Linked DNA regions of Homo sapiens: region 2 is linked to region 1. Evidence: read pairs that join two places in POLR2A ChIA-PET (ENCODE). Cell type or tissue: OCI-LY7. All regions are shown on one strand. Links, peaks and the distances in the headings refer to the core of each region. The heading gives the core; the rest is flanking DNA.

Evidence for each region. Peaks named below come from ENCODE experiments on the same cell type or tissue, not always from the same donor. Only the 100,000 strongest peaks of a DNase experiment are listed, where the experiment ranks them.
Region 2: POLR2A ChIA-PET joins it to region 1 with 6 read pairs; 4 of 35 experiments call an interaction of 5 or more read pairs at or near these places.

The regions. Positions count from the first base shown.
Region 1 is chr10:35,349,377-35,358,083 of GRCh38, reverse strand. The region is part of intron 1 of CCNY (cyclin Y); the gene reads right to left. Among named protein-coding and RNA genes, the nearest start is that of CCNY, 17 kb to the right of the region's middle. In OCI-LY7, for the core only: no CTCF peak of the experiment used is centred there; a DNase peak (open chromatin) is centred at 4,113.
Region 2 is chr10:35,499,523-35,508,229 of GRCh38, reverse strand. CCNY (cyclin Y) reads right to left here. Exons shown (of 10, transcript NM_145012.6): 3 at 6,695-6,729. Among named protein-coding and RNA genes, the nearest start is that of GJD4, 100 kb to the left of the region's middle. In OCI-LY7, for the core only: no CTCF peak of the experiment used is centred there; no DNase peak of the experiment used is centred there; H3K4me3 peaks cover 469 bases.

The sequences.
Region 1 (8,707 bases), core at 3,095-5,594:
AAGAGAAAAATGATTTCTAAAAAGCAAATGTCCTGCCAGAAATTAAGGAAGCACTGAAGGAATGATAAGGACATAGCAAAAGAACACAGCTTGAAAAGAAACCAGTTTGAAGAGGCTCCCACCAGTCAAAGTTTGGACAACTTAAGCAACAAAAAAAAAATAATAGATTAAAACTCAATGAAATAACAATCCATGACCCATACTGATCAATATATAAATGATGAGAAGGGAGAGCTTTTCCTTACAAGAGAATGCCTGCTAATAGATACAGAAGGACCTAAAAAACCGTCAATGGATACTAAAACTTGTGAGTGAAAGTTTGATAAGAAATCGAATATTTACAAAGTCTAAATCTCCCCACAAATTACTTATTAATTACAAAGGAAAAAGCAGCAACAGTACACTGAAGAAACCTAGAATATGACACAGCTTCACAAAGTGATCAAAGTTAGCATCCCCAATGCTGGGATAAACAGACACGTGCCTTCTGACACGAGGCACTGCTTCTACCAAAAATACATAATCTGAATCTAATCCAGAGGAAACACTAGACAAAGTCAAATTGAGGGATATTTTACAAACTGACCAGTGCTCTTTAAAAATGCCAAGGTCTAGAAACACACATACAAAAAAATGTTTGCTATGTGTTAAATGAATGCAGCACTTCTATTCATTCGAGTATTTCCTGAGAACTACTATATGCTAAGTACTGTGTTAGGTGATGGAGGCATCGTAGTGGGCAAGACATGTCCCTGTCCTCATTGTGTTTCTATTCTGGGAGTGGGGGAAACACAAGCAACAGGCAAATAAGATAATTTCAGACTGTGGTAAACATTACCTCATAAAGGTAAAGTGACTGAGCGTGATGGGGCTGGGGCTGGGGCTGGGGCTGGGGCAGGGGCAGGGGCAGGAGCAGGGGCTGCTCTCTCTGGATTATGTTCTTAGGAAAAAACCTGAACAGGTGATGCGGGGTGATGCGGGATGCCCAAAAGCCAGCCAGGTGATGAGCTTTGGGAAGAGCATGCAGGGCAGAAGGAAGAACATCTGTACAGAGCCTGAGACAGACAAAGTTGGAAGCTTGAAAAACACTGGGAGGCCCTTGTGCATGGAGTCACAACGAGAAAGGAGGTTTACATGGCAGGCAGGGGACAGACACCAATGACTCTGAGCCACGGGGAGGAGTATGTATTTACTCTAACCACAACAGAAGCCACTCAGGGATTGTGAGCAGGGCAGTGGCATGATCAACTCCTCATCTGTTAAGGAGAGAGAGAGAGGATTATAAGAAAGAATAGTTTTAAGAGAATGGATCACAGTAAACCATAATAAGAAGCTAGAAAAACTTGTTGCATCTTCCCAGCAATCGTTGCAACTACAAAGCCCAGTCTTTTTTCCCTATTAGGTTCTCAATGTAAGTAGCAGCATTATTGCCAAACCTAAACCCACAATAGCAGAGTATGAGTAAAACATGAAGAGGTTAAGGAGTGGGCGCAGATTTTTCTGAAGAAGCACCACCCAGCCAACCATGCTAGGCTCTGTGGACCCACCCCATGTGAAGCACGCTTCCCGTTGCCACATCCACGTCCTCAAACATGCGCTACAACACCAGCTACCCCCACGCGGAGTCATGGAGAATTGGGGGCTGGGAACAGAGCTGTTTACCATGTGTTAATTCCCAAAACCACTGCACCAGTCTCAACTTTTAAAATCGGATTTTGACCAACAAAGCAACATCTTAAGATGTACAAGCATAAGTGTTTACCATACACTAACATGCTTTAATTGCTGCTACTGCTGTACTGCTCAGATCCAACTCCAAGAACAAAAATGAAAACTACCCAACTATGCAAGTGGTAGACTGTCTTTAGGTTTCACAGGATTCTTCTGACTTATCTACAAAGCAAAAAGAAAAACACCTCCAGAAAAGGCTTTTGGTTTCTATCTTTGTAATACAAGCTTTCTTGCAGCTAAGCCAGAGTGTGCATCATTTTAAAGTGCCATGGAAGTGAACAAGCATGCAAAAATGAAAATAAAAACCTTTTCTGCATCTTTGTCATCTATTGAAATCAACTGAAGCCAAAAGCAAAACCCTATCAACACACTAAATGGGCAGTTTTAGAACAAAAAATGGTAATTTCATTTCAAGTTACATAAGCTGCTAAAAAAAAAAACAATCTAAGATAGGAAAGCTGACAGATGTTCATGGCATAAGAACATTTTAAAAAGTTGTTAAACCTGGAATTTATAAGGGGCAACTAAAGAGAGAGAGAGAAATAGTACTTACGATAATCAGTAAGTTTTCCAGGTTAATACTAGTCTCAGAGACATTTTTTAAATAATTAATATAGAAAACCTTGCTTTTCCACTAACATTCCTCTTTTTTTTTTTTTTTTTTTTTTTTTTTTGGAGACAGTATCTTGCTCTGTTGCCCAGGCTGGAGTGCAATGGCGCAATATTGGCTCACTGCAACCTCTGCCTACTGGGTTCAAGCGATTCTTCTGCCTCAGCCTCCCGAGTAGCTGGGACTACAGGCATGCGCTACCACACCCAGCTAATTTTCATATTTTTGGTAGAGATGGGGTTTCACAATGTTGGCCAGGCTGGTCTTGAACTCCTGATCTCAGGTGATCCACCCGCCTCTGCCTCCCAAAGTGCTGGGACTACAAGGCAGGAGCCACCGCACGCAGCAGGTTCCTGTTTTTAAAAGTGTTTCCTAACTTAGCCTTAACTTTACTTTTACCCAAATTAATTCATTTTAGCTCTACTATGCTTGGGAATCCCTGAGGGAAAAAAATCAAATATGGATTTTAAAAATATATATTTGAGAAAATTATTTCCAAATGCTCTTCTCTGAAATTTGCTGTCCCAACCATTCACTAAACCCCTCCAACTTCATCCCCTTTATCCATCCCTGACAACACACAGGAGAGTAAGGCTCCTGCACTCATGTCCGTACCCCAAACCTAAACCTTGACCCTGCTCACTGGACAACTTTCATAGGGGGAGCCATCCCACTAGTGGGGCAAAGGAAACTCAATCCTCTCTCCTGGGACACAGAAATTCTTCCCATTAGTCTTTTATGGTCCTAGAACCACTGGGGTGGCCATTTTCCACCATGTGTAGACAAAGAAAAATAGCTATTTTATAAAGAATAAAGATTAAAAGAAAAATAAATTTGAGACACCTGAAACATAAGACTGACTTAGAAAGATAGGAGAATTTACTATTAAGATACTGAAGGAGAAAGCTGCCTCAGTTCCTACAGACTGTCCACCTTCCAAGTCCAGTTCCTCATGAGACTTAGTTATGCTCCTCACCCTTTGTCTCCATGAAAAATCCTCAGATCCCATAGTTATTCTCTCTCCCACTCCCCGTCTGTTTTGCGGAAGTCAGTTTTAGTGAACTTCTGTTAAACACAATGAACAGAATCTTAATCCATGTTTGTCGTGGGCAGCATCCAAGATGGGCCCCAATGTATCTCCTGGTATTCACACTCTTGTATTAATATAATACTGTCCCCTCAACTTAATGACTTGATTCTATCAAATAGCAGTGACGAAATGTCACTTCTAAGCTCAGGTTATAAGACTATGGCTTCCAGCCAGGTGCGGTGACTCATGCCTGTAATCCCAGCACTTTGGGACGCCAAGACGGACAGATCACTTGAGGTCAGGAGTTCGAGACCAGCCTGGCCAATTTGTGAAACCCCGTCTCTACCAAAAATACAAAAATTAGCCAGGCGTGGTGGTGGGCGCCTGTAATCCCAGCTACTCAAGAAGCTGAGGCAGGAGACTCTCTTGAACCCAGGAGACAGAGGTTGCAGTGAGCTGAGATCCCGCCAATACACTCCAGCCTGAGCGACAGAGTGAGATGTCATCCCAAAAAAAAAAAAAAAAAAAGACTATGTATGGCTTCCATCTTGTGGGTCTCTCTTGGTCTCTCCTGCTCTCTCTTGGATCACTTGGTCCAGGGGAAGCCAGCTGCCCTATGGAGAGGCCAGTGTGGCAGGAAACTGATGTATCCAGCCAACAGCCAGTGAGCACCTGATGCCTGCATTGGCCACGTAAGTGAGCCTGGAGGCAGTTCCCCTAGTTGAGCCATGAGTTGACTACAGCCCCACCTGAGAGCTCAGCTGTAATCCCAGGAGACACCCTGAGCCAGAGGCTCTCAGCTAAACTGGGAGTCCTGACTCACAAAAACTGAGAGACAACAAATGTTGTTATTTTAAGTTACTAAATGTTGGGGTAATTTCTTGTACAGCTTTTCAACTAATACAATTCCCTAAAACATAATTCTTACTTAGACTAACATCACATTAAAAAAGAAAAACATTAAGATAGGTCAATTTCTTCTTGAGAAACTTTTACCTTGCTATAAGAACTGGTTTAAAAGAGGTACAGTGTGTTGCAGTGAAAGGATCTGACCCCAGTATCAGAAGACTTGCTCTCAGACTGAGAACTGCTGTGAACCAGCTTTGGGGAGCCGAGGAGCAGCTCCTCTTGGCAGCTCAGCTGTCCTATCTGTAACATGAGGATCTCCTACAGTATGAGGTCCTTGATGCTCTGAACAGCCTGTGATTCTACGAAGGCTATCTTCTTCTCATACTCAACAAAAATAGCTTATTCCTTTTACAGTTCTAAAGATGTCTATTCTGTCTTCCACACTAAAACTGAGTGATCATTCTCCAGAATCTAGAGTATATAAAAATATACATGAAACTCCAGTACACATCCATCATTGTGAAATCTCTTTTCCAACAAACGTCCTCTTAATGAGCACAATTCATTAAATCTTTGGGGACTAAGCTACGAACAAGTTCAACTAAACTACCTACTGACTTCAAAAGGAACATATACCCACCACGTGTGGTAGCTCATGACTGTAATCCCAGCACTTTGGGAGGCTGAGGCAGGAGGATCACTTGAGCCCAGGAGTTCCAGACCAGCCTAAGCAACATGCCAAGACCCTGTATGTACAAATAATTTAAAAACTTAGCCAGGCATGGTGGTGCACACTTGTGGTCCCAGCTACTCGGGAGGCTAAAGCAGAAGGACTGCTTGAGACTGGGAGGTCAAGGCTGCAGTGAGCTATGATCTCACCACTGCACTCCAGTCCAGGTTACAGAGTGAGACCCTATCTCAAAAAAGAAAGAAAGAAAGAAAAAAGGAACATATGCCCAGTCCAGCCTGGATCTTTCAGAAGCAAATTACCCTGTGCCTGCCTTGGCCTTACCGGCCTCTGCCTCACTGCCCCACCCCCTTCACCACTCTTTCCCCTCACTAATCAGGCAGCGCTCATTTGCTAACTTACCCTGACCACATCCTCTGCCATCCAGGGGACTCTGGTGTCCCTTCTTCCCCTACACACCGTATTGTAATCCCTTATTTGCATCTGTCTCACCTAATAGATCATTATGTCCTTAAGCGCAAGGTCCAAATAACGTTGACCTTTGTATTCCCAGCATCCAGCAGGGAGGCTGGACGGCAGAACTTGGACTGACCAATGGTTGTTGACCTACTGAAGAACTGAAGCTCGAATTCCCACAGGGGACATCAAATTCTCACATTTCTAGAAAATGGCCCTCTGCTCAGGCTACCATATTTGTGGACCACCTACAATGGCTGTGGCTCTAAGCCTAGTCACCCCAGGCACTGGTAATTCTCTCAGCCAACTACTTGCCTAGTTAATTCTGTTTTCTCTCCAACATCTTCTCTGTGGATGAAGAGAACACATTCCACAAACACTTCAAGGGGATGCAGCCACTTGCTACAAATGTTAGCTTAACGAGAAAGGAAAGGAACTCCACTAACTTCTCAGCTTGTTTAGTTCCTTGGAGTACTAGCATTGTGTTTACATAACCTCTATCTATAGCAAGAATGTCAAACTGAAGAACTGACACCACTCTTGAACTCTGAAAAAAATTTTAAATACAGCTTTGCAATCAGTTTTTCAGCCACTGTCACCCCACACAGTGACCCACCGTCAGCGTTAACACTTCAATGGAATAAAATAAGTGAACTGAAGGCGAAAATATCATATGCCAAACGTCTTAAAATACTTGAAAACTAGGTAGATCACTTACACACTCAGAAGCAAACAAAACAATGTGGCTAACTTAACTTGGAGCTCAGTGACTGCTCCCACCACAAGATGGCTAAATCCAACCACCAAAGTGTATAATAAATGGCTCTTTAGATTATTAGGCTGAAGACATTCAGGAGGAGCACTGGTCTTTGCAAAGAGAATGTGATTTCAGGCTTATTATAAATACTCTCCCTACATATACACTACCCTAATAATTAGCTAGTTACCCTTTTACCAAAAAAGGTCCTGTAAGGGTATCTCATAAGAAGCAGTGCTGTTCATCTTGTTCCAATGGTATTATATACTTAAAATAAAAATTCTTAAAATATTCTGTAAGCATAATTGTCCTTGTTTCAGAAATATATCCCTGTTTCCCACAAACTAAGCACCCACTATGTAAGTAGTATAAAACACATTTTGCCATATTTTTATTTTGTGCAAACAAACTTTCTAGATTAGTTGCATCTGAAAAACAGCTGATAGAACTAAAGAACGTATTTAACTTGGGTTAGGCTGGACCTTCCCTGAGAGACCTCCTATTTCAGGAAATTAGGCATATACTGAGCTTGTTTAAACTTCAGAATCACTCTAAAAACAGTACTTAAAGTCACTTTGAAGGACCACAGAATACCAAAAGAATACAGAGAAAGTAATCAAGGTTTGGCAGCTTTGCCTAAATTGACCTGAAGAGTTCATCTTCCACGTCACTTCCAGATGTGTCGTATAAACAGAAGAGGTTCATTTTCACAACTCCAAATAATCTTCCTGATTGGTTGTGCACACACTGACATAAGTCCTGACAATCACATGCAGGGGCCTTTTTAATCCTGTGGTAATGGCCTGGGCAGTCCCCTTTGAGCTCTGTAATAGCAGTGTTGAAAACCACCTCTTTAATGAATAGCTACTCTCTTATAATGATAACTTTCCTAATAAAAGTTGTGTGCTATATGGACAGGGCAAGAGTTGACTAAATGTTTTCAAACCTCAGACTTTTGGAAGGCACCTTCAATTTCAAGAATCACTTCCATTTGTATATTTATAAACATACTTTCTAAGGAACTGACATTTTTGGTTCAAATATACTTAGAGACAATGTTTGTCAGGAATACTGTGTCACGACATTCTTTGGAGCTTCCTTCACCTAGGCAAGCTGAAAATCAAGACTCGAATTTCTAAACCTCTATTTCAAGAAACCCACGCTGCCATTTCCTCAATCCAGCAGCAGTGCACCTGACTAATGGAAGTGACTCTTGAGATCAAATAATTTAAATGATCTCATCACTATTTTTCCTCAACAGTGCAACAGAGATGCAACAAACCAAGGGTTTTTCTCCCCTTCAAAGTTTTCCACTAAGGATGCCCTTGAATGCCAGACCCCTGAATCAAATGCCTGTTCAGTTCACCACCTGCCTCGGGGGGCCAGGTCATCATGCTGCAGCTGAGATTTCAAACAGTCCACAAAGATACAAAACCAATTCAGCACCTGAACCAAGCCAAAGCTACACACTGTCAGAAAATGTAGTCGGATTAGAACTTTACAGACTCTTAACTGTCATTCCATTTACATATTCCTCATCAGAATAGACTCTCAAAAAAAAAGTCCACTGTGAGTACTCATAAAATATGAAACACACACATACAGAAGTAGCTAATGTGAAAAATGAATAAGAAACAAAACTGCTGGATAAAAGAAGAAAAATTTACTACTCTTTCAATAAAAAAGGAAGAAAAAAGCAAAAGGAATAAGGGCAAAAAATTAAGTGAATTATGAATCTGAGTTAAAGAAATTACACAACTTCCAAGTGCACACAGAAAGCTACCCCACCACCCATTGTCAGAACGGTGGCCAATGTCTTTCCTGTCAACAGTACCATTAGGAACACCATCTTAGAACCTAATGTTAGTTCTAAGGAGTCAAAAGGAACAACGCAGCCCTTTGCAAAGCTGGAGGAGGAGACATAGGGCTCATTCCCATCAAAATCTGATGCTAATGGCAGCCCTGGAGCTGTGCAACCCCTGCAACCCCTGAGGCCGTGATGTGTGCAAGTGACAGATACGAAGAAAGCAGAACCACTGCAAATTGCTCTACTAAATTTCTCTTTCACCTGGAATCCTAGAGCCTGTAAGGCACTGATTTTCAGGCAGAGTAGAGGAGTTGCCCTCTCAGGGGAGATTTCATTTGGCCACATCTGGAAACATTTTTTTGTTGTTGTTATGGAGGGTGCTGTTGCTGCAGCTGGCATGGCATCTGGTGGACAGAGGTGGGAGGCCGCTAAACATCCTGCAATGGATAGGGCAGCCCCCCCTAATGTCAACAGTGCTGGGAGGGAGAAACCCTGCTATAGCTTCCTTATCAATTCCTGCTTTAAAGTGTCCTTGAATTTCACACCAAGAATTGAGATTTAGCAAATACACATTCATATGTGAATATGACTAATCAAGAAAGAAACCCATTTATGAAAATGAGCTTAGGGAACAGAACACTAAGAAGTGTATCGCCAACTTGCACACTGTCCTTCTCTGGTTGGCATCAATATTGTAGTTTAACATCATGTTTCAAACCATGTTAAAGCCAGACAAAGAGGGCAGGGAAATGCACTCATTTGAGGCCTTGACTGTCAAC
Region 2 (8,707 bases), core at 2,278-4,777, 150 kb before region 1:
AAGAGAAGGCTCTCTCTTAAGCAGAACACCTACTGACAAAGGGAGAGAAGTATGGTAGGGCTGGAAAACCACCATTTTGTAACCAAAAATAATAAAGATTGATTCGGTCAAGCCTGATCAACAGATGCTAAATCTGGGGGTGGGGATAAAGTGCAGGATATCTACATGGTTTTAAAGTACCTGCCCAGAGACTGCTTATTAGTTGCAAAGGGAAAACGAGTAAACAGACAGTGGAGGATCCAGGCAGCACCTTGCCCGGTAATCAAAATCAACATCAGCAACAAGAGTCAGATGAAACTGCCTGCCTCTCGATTTGATGTCTTGAAAAGGGCAAGGGAACACTCCATGTAGTATTCTGGCTGTAAATGTTTAACTGAATCCTTCGGGCAAATCCAAAATGAGAAACATTACATTATTATTTAAAAAAAAAAAAAAAACTGGCCCTGTATTCTTCAACAGTGTCAATGTCCTGAAAGACTGAGAAAGGCTGAGAATCTGCTCCAGATTAAAGGACATAGAGCGTGCATGCCAACTAAATGCCATGTGTCAGGCTGGAGTGAAACCCATACCACAGAAAAACACGCTGTAGCGGACATTACGGAGCCACTTAACATTGCTGGAATATGATCAGTTAATTAGAAGAAACATATCAATGTTAAATTCTTTATTTTGATAATATTGTGGTTACACAGAGAATAGCCTTGGTCTTAGGAAATACACAGTGGAGTATTAGGGAGAAAAGGCAGAATGCAGACAACCTACTTCCAAACAATTCAGAAAAAATAATAAAAGACAATGACCAAGGATGTGCAGAATGTGAGAGAATATTGGTTTAAAACTGATGAATCTGGCTAAAGGGTAGATGAGAGTTTTCTGTATTACTACTATTAAAATCATTCTGTAAGTTTGAAATAAAAGTTAAAACATATATATGTACACACACATATATATACACACACATATATATGTATATATAAAGTCAAAGAACAGATTATAACACAAGGCTAAGGGATACAAAGTCTGCTTCTTAAAGGGCTTTTCTGACAAAGTTCCTGCTTCAAGTAGAATGCTCCTTCAAGGCTTCACTTCATTCCTTTCTTCTCTCTACTCCAGAAGTCCCTGAGCAAGGTGATGGAGTTGAAAACTGAGGAGGTTAGGAGAGCAATGAAGTGACAAGTAGAATGCACAGTGAAGAGGCCCTCAGTGCCTGCCCAGCTAGCAGGAGTGGTTGTGCTTCCCCTAACTCTGGGAATGGCAGCAATGGAACCAAGAGTCAGTGACTGACTAAAATGAGAACAGCTCCTTCCCCACATGTAGCAGTGTCAGAGCAATGTGAAAACCAGGCAGCTGTGGTCAAGAATTTGTGCTGGCTAATTAAGGGATGATATCCTAACACTATATACAAAAGATCAGGGCTTCCAACATAGGAACTTCCATGGAGAACACACCATGAGTTACCAGGCTAAATCATAACAACAGCTCAGTGGCCCCGTCACTTGTGTGTCTTAACAAGGACAATGTAGCTTTCAAAATGACCTTCCACAAAGGCACTAGGGAAGCAATTCCACCTGTCGGCTGCCCTGTATTTGAATGGACCATTACACTTTACAAGTGCCACTTCCTTTGTGCCTCATTACAAGAGTGACAGCATGAAGAAAGGGAAGAAGGGGTGAAGAAGAAACAGAAAGAGGTAAGAAAAGAGAAAGTCCTCCACAGACATAACCAATACACTTAAGGAATTGATGTCCTACCCAAGCTTCTCAATGTACCAGTGTGTGTAACATTATCATTATCATTTCTAGACATTCCGCAAAAAGAAGAAGAAAAAACAAAAAGAAGAGAGAAAATAACAAAACACCTACCCCATGTCAACATCCCTGGGTGAAGCAGAACAGGGGGTCTGAGAACCAGAGCATCTAAGGTTCCTTTAGTCACATGAAAATCCTGTACTCTCAATTATTGCTGTTACTTTTCTATACATTTGAAATTATTTCAAAGTAAAAGCTGGATTTCTTTAATCTTATTGGATTTTTAAAATTTTTACTGATATTTTAAAAACTTAGTCTTCTTTCACATCCTCCAAGCATATGGCATTGATGCTAACACAGCAGCTGCTCAATAAACTCTCATTCTATTCCAGAGGCAAAAGCAAGATTTAAAATGTTTTAAATTTCAGTTCCTAGATGTAGCTCACTGTATTACTTGACTTTTATGACTTACAGATGAAGCCTATAACCAGAATAGACACCTTTTTACAAGGACTCCTATTCCTACCTCACTCAAAGCTAAAAGGCAGAAACTGATTTGGAACTGAACTGTGTTAAGAGGAGCAAATGATTCAAGTCAGTATTCTCCAAAGGGAGCTGAACAGAATATACTCCTCCCAGAAAATCCTGGTCTTAATGATTATGAAAAAACTATATCCATACTCAAAATACCAGAAAGACTTTCATCAGTTTTGATATTGAACTTGGAAAATTAAATCAATTTTACCTAAATTCCAATGGACAATAATAATACAACATACGTATATGGTGTTATAATTAGGCTGCAAATCACTACCTTTGAGTCAAGTAGGTCTGGAATTATGACCCACCCTAGGAGATAAGAAAACTGAGATTTCAAGATGTTTCCAAGATTGCCCAATTAGCAGGTGGCAGAACGAGGGTTTGAACAAAGTTCTTTTGGCTCCAAGTCCCACTAATAATAATGTGACTCTTGCTTAGCTGATAAGTAACTCTCCCTAGTTGCTTTACTTCCTCACAAAGTTTCCTCAACTATCACCAGACTCAGTGTTGAGACAAATGCTTTGGTTTTTTTTTTTTTGAGGATCACACTACACAGAATTCCCAGTCTGGCTTTCTCGTTTCAAAGTGCACCTATGGCAAACAAGACAAAGGAAGCTGGCTATTCAACTCCTCATTCATTCTGTTTTCACATCTTTTTTTTTTTTTTAACTTCTTAGAATAACCCATTCATTTTTGGTGTGCTATCACCAGGTGGCAGGAAGATAATCATAGAAAAGTGAGGCTAAGGTAAAAAGCATACATTCTGAGTTTCAGGAGTGATTTTTTTTTTTCAGGAGTGATTCTTAACTCCAACCACCTACAATGTCACCCACAATCTATAATCAGAGATTTTTACACTTTAATTAAAAGATTCATAAAAACAGCTAACCTTAAAAAAAAAAAAGCAAAGTCAAAATGTCAGCAAATTTTAAATAAACTTTACATAAATCCCTTTACACAGCCTTTTAAAAATACGTGTATCTTTCATATGCATTAAATTTTCCTAGCTGGACGCAGTGGCTCATGCTTGTAATCCCAGCACTTTGGGAAGCTAAGGCGGGTGGATCACCTGAGGTCAGGGGTTCAAGACCAGCCTGGCCAACATAGCTAATTCCTGTCTCTACTAAAAATACAAAAATTAGCCGGGTATGGTGGCGCATGCTTTTAATCCCAGCTACTTGGGAGGCTGAGGCAGGTGAATAGTTTGAACCCGGGTTGGGGAGGTTGCAGTGAGCCAAGATCGTACCAATGCCCTCCAGCCTGGGTGACAGAGCGAGACTCCATCTCAAAAACAACAACAACAACAACAACAACAAAAACCTTCCTATACCTGTTCACTTTAATTACATCTAAAACATAGGTGCTGATTAAAATATTAACCTTTATAATTCACCCTGATTGAACCTGCTGTCAAAACATCCAAAGTGGTTTATTTTCAAATGGCTTCAAGCTTCAAAACCTGGAATAATTCCTTGAGAAGTGGTCTCCTTTCACTTAATCCTCTGAGTCTCTCTTGGCTGTTTTGAGCCAGTTAAAGGCCCCTCTCATTTTCCAGCCTGGGGGACCATTCTCTACTGCCCCATTCCCTGGAGAATGTCCTGGGTCATAGTCCACTCTTTTCACTTGCTTATGTGTGTTGTTTGCTGGAAACCAGGAAAGCCTTACTTTTCTCCACCTGGAGGAGGTTATTTCCCCTGCAGTTATCATGGTCCTGGGGGTAGAGGTGAACACTCGCCTTGTCTTAAATGGCTTACCTACACAACTGTATTCATTTCTCTTAAATAGTAGCCTCTTTGTAGGTTAACTTAGCAACATGTACTAAGTGGGTTCTTCAAAACTTGAAAGAGAAATTAAAGAAACAACATCCCTCACAATAAAGCAAATAAAAAATGAAATGGTATAATAAGGGCGAAAAATAACTATCACTCCAGAGTTCAGTAACAAACTAAATGATAAATTTCAGTTGAGATCCATATTCAGAAATGAACCCTAGAGACTGTCCCATACAAATTTAATTATAAATGTTATCTCTAAGTTCAGATAAGCAAGCTAAACAACCTCTGTCACATGGGAACTGGTGTTATTATCTGAGGAACACAGAGGGTGCGAGCTAAGTGGCGTGCTTGAAGCAGACCACCTGGGACTCAACCCGGGCTCCACTGTCTACTTGGCTAACTTCTTTGTGCCTCATCTCCTCATCTGTAAAACAGTAATACTGAATTGTGCCTACCTAGCATGGCCATTGTGCTAACTAAATGAGTCCATTAAACCAATTACAGCAGAGCCTGGCACACACACTTTAAAGCACTCAGCAGATGGGACCGATTATTATTATTGCTCGTCCTTTCTCCACTGTTCTAACTTACTATTCCTAAGTTTCAAAACCTGAAAAGTACAGCTGCTTTATTAGCCTAATTGAATCTGCAGGTAATTTCACTCAAATGATATTTCAGCTGGTGGGACTGGCACACTCCCACGGCTTTTCCTAGCGTGGCAGGACTGATGGCGCTCATTTGCAGCGAGGTCTGTTCACAGTTTAGAGGGTCACGCTGCTTGTTACAGGGTCATCTGTTATGTAAGAAACTTAGCACCCAGATTTCTTTTCTATAGGAACAGGTGCATTTGCAGAGATCTCAACAACTGTGTGATTTCACTCTGTGTCAGCAGATGTGATTTTACAGAGGTTTGAATGCTGGGCTGGGCGTTAGAAGATACTGTGCATGAGAATGCATGGCCTCCCATACTAATCCATGTGCTGGGTGCAGCAGATGTGTTCTCAAGTGTGTGGCAGGTGCTCAGACTATACAGGACACGAAATGGCAAGGTTAGGTGTGTGCCTGTTGGGGGGGTGGGGCGTGCAGGGATGTTAAAAGAGGTATGCAGGTTAGAACTGTGGGAGCACACCTCTGTATCATCAGCTACAATGATAACAGAGCGACACAAACTCCTATCCTCCTCTTTCTTCAATGCACCTTCCATGGAGCTGCAGTGAACAGGAAAGATGGCCTGGATGCAGTTCCAGCTCTTCTCCTTCCCTTGCAAGCTCCTTGGCAGGCATGCTAATGAGTGTAATGAGTGGGAAAGCATTCAAGTGCACCCAGCAGGCAAAGAAATGGAAGCAAGGATTTAGAGAATTCGTTCCAATCGCTCAAATTTTTATATCCAGGTATATACTGCTTTCAAAAAAAAAAAGGCATGGCAATTTTCATATTTTCCTCATGACACAGATTGCAATTTCAAAGGTGCTTTAAACAGATGCTTTGAAATTTAAGGGGCCGAGGGAAAAGGTCACAGATTGCTTTAAGAATCTGCTAAAAATAATAAGCCCTCTGACCCCTAGAAAACTGTATATGTGCATATATATTAACACTGACTACAAAGAAGTCATCAGTCTCCTAAGGGCGTAGCATCATGTCCCTTGAGTGTAAGGGCCCAGCTTATGAATTTCTTCCCAACTGCATTTTGTCCATATTTTCAAAGGGCAGAGAATACAACATTATGGCTTTAAGTCTCTTTAATACACAGCTTTAGGACTATTTCAAGATCTTCAAATACACAGATGCAGACAGTCTAAAAATCCTGAGAAAGACCCTTGTGTGGTTCTGTTTTTAGAATGAGGACTTAGAGCATACTTATTTTGATAATTTACACCTGTTTCATCATTCCATCCCTCTCGGAGAGTTTTCTTTCCTAAAGGGCCATATTTCTAAGAAGAAGGTGTGGCTAGGACTTGCCTGGTATATAGGGTGTGGAGTAGGTGCTGGAGCCAGCCAGCTACATCTCTGCTCAAGGAAGGAAGAGGGATGAAGTATCTCAATGGGGCACCTGCACCTGGCCACCAGGGGAGGGAGACATGGCTAAGAATGGCCAAAAGACTCCAGCCAAATGTTTGAACATCTTTTTTAAATTTAGTGTTATCAAGTTTATCCTTTCTTGGAGCATCAGAAGAACACGCAGACTCTACTGGACCCACAAACAACAAATGGGAAGAGTCAAGTGTGGAGACAGAGAGCCTCATGGAAAACAACTATGTGTTTATTCAAATGGAACTGAGCTACAAGAGAAAAAGAATAATTTGGGGGTGAGGGTAGAGAAAGGAAAGGATTCAAAATTAAAAAGAAGTGGCTTTCGCTTGGACTTGCTGGGTGATGTTTGATATGTTATTGTTCACACACATCATCTCATGAACAATAGTGGTCTAGGGCTTCTGGAAAAATATTTGGGACAGTGGACAAATACTGAGTGATGCTTGTCCAATTACAAACCAAACTAAGCATAAGTACACTGCAACATTCTTCCAAGTATCTACAAAGCACATGAGCCATTTTCATCCATCACAGACAGTTATTTTAGCTCTTTACACTGTACAGTCATTATGAAGAACACAGGGAGACAGCTTCACTTACATGGTTAATGAAGAGACTCTTGCGTTTTTCTCTCACTGTGAAAACAAAAGATGCAACAGAAATGTTATATGCCTGCATGCCAACCCCTGGCAGGTGGATGAGGACTGGGCCTCTGTGTCGTGGTCCCGTCCTTCCACCAACCAACATACCCACTTGCTCATTTATCAAACATAAGAATACAGGACCTGCACAAATGCAGATCTGAATGAACTTGGCTCACAGAGGGAAATATACATCCATTTAAACAAGAGCACCCTAACAAAATAACTGCAGCTGAAATCAATTAAGGGGTAACAGATTTCCATTAACTGAATAAAAAAGTAATTAGTAACCCTCATAAAACTCATATGCATCTATTAGTTTAACATAATTAACAAATGATAGGACTATTTATTCCCAACCCTACCAGACCCATAAAGCTCCACAGTATATAAGGGAAATATAAATAACAATAATATCTAGAAAGCATTGAGATCCAGGAAGACGATGTACATCAGCAGCATTACTTATCATGGAAACCCATTATTCTCCATGCTGGGTGCTGGTGAATACAGCTGGGCTTCTGTCTGGGAGCCCCTGGAGCTCCTTGTGGCACCCAACCCCAACCCCATAAGGCTGACAGAGGTCACCATAATTGATACTGCTCTAACAGTCACCATAATTGATACTGCTCTAACAAGGTGGCTTCTCACACTGCATGCATGGCCTGTGCTGAGCAGCTCAGCCTGCAGTGTCCCCAGATACCAGTGTTTCTCAGAATGGGAGCCTGCTGCCCCAGAGAGGTAGAAGGGTCAGTCACAGGGAACACGAAGAGCTTGTAATAACCTAGTATCACTGAACTTTGCATTTTCTTTTCTGAAGGCTCATTTTGTGGGTACAGATGAATCCATCAACACATTTATTCGTTACTGTAAAAGACATGAAGAATAGGTTTCATTCAAGGAGATAACATCCTAGGTCCCCAGGAATCAACAATGTTATCTTGGGGTACCCTAAAACAGCAGTGTACAAAAGATAGAAGAAGGTTTTCTCCTTACAGTCCATGCCTCTGCAAAGAAGATTCACTACTGTTTTCAAAAGCCTTCCTGCTGATCTGTTGAAGGGACTATGGAACTGTTTTTCTATCACTCATATGCTGTTCTTAGACTCACAAAAAAACACTTCTCTTTTCCTTAGAAGTCTTGTCCTCTCTGGAATGAATGCTGCCTTCCACTCTTGATATCTCAAAGATAACAAAAGCAAAAATGCAAAAGCAAAAATTAGTCTGAGGATACTGTTGAGTACTTTAAAAAGAGAGACTGACACATAGAAGGCAGCTCCATCAAGCCATCGGATGGACGCATGTGCAGGCGATCAGCCCCCTGCTGTCACAGGACAGGGCACCCTGGCCATGCATGAGGCCAGACTAGCGCACACAGAGCACGAGTGCACAGACAGCAGCAACAAACTGGTCTGCTATGCACAGCATGGAGGCAGAGGGATTACATTTTACCTGACTCCAAGGAAGAATCCACATGAAAACCATAGCAAAACAAACAGGATGGTCTGGCTGGAAGCTCTGGGTTTTAACTTCCTGGCATACATACATACATATATAGAGCGTGTGCATGCACATGTGTGAATTAAATTAATTCATACTAAACTATTATACATGTAGCCAAGGATGGGGATATGATGATAATTCTATGGTGATTTCCCACTGACTGAAGGGACCCGGAAACCCTTTCTACATGGGCCACAGAACTGACAGGGTTCCCACTACATTCTGAGATGACACTTAACCCTTCTCAGAGCAACCCAGTGATAGGTTTGTGCAAAAGAGACACAAGTCTCCCAACTGTGGGAACCACCACCCATACTAAGGTCACCTCAACACCCTACATCAGCCCCTGCCTTCAGCAAATGAAAGATATCCATGCCTCAAAAAATACCAGCACTTCCTATATGGGTACTATTGAGAAGATTAGGAATTATTCACGTGTAGAAGTAATGGCTGAGATGCATAACCTTCAA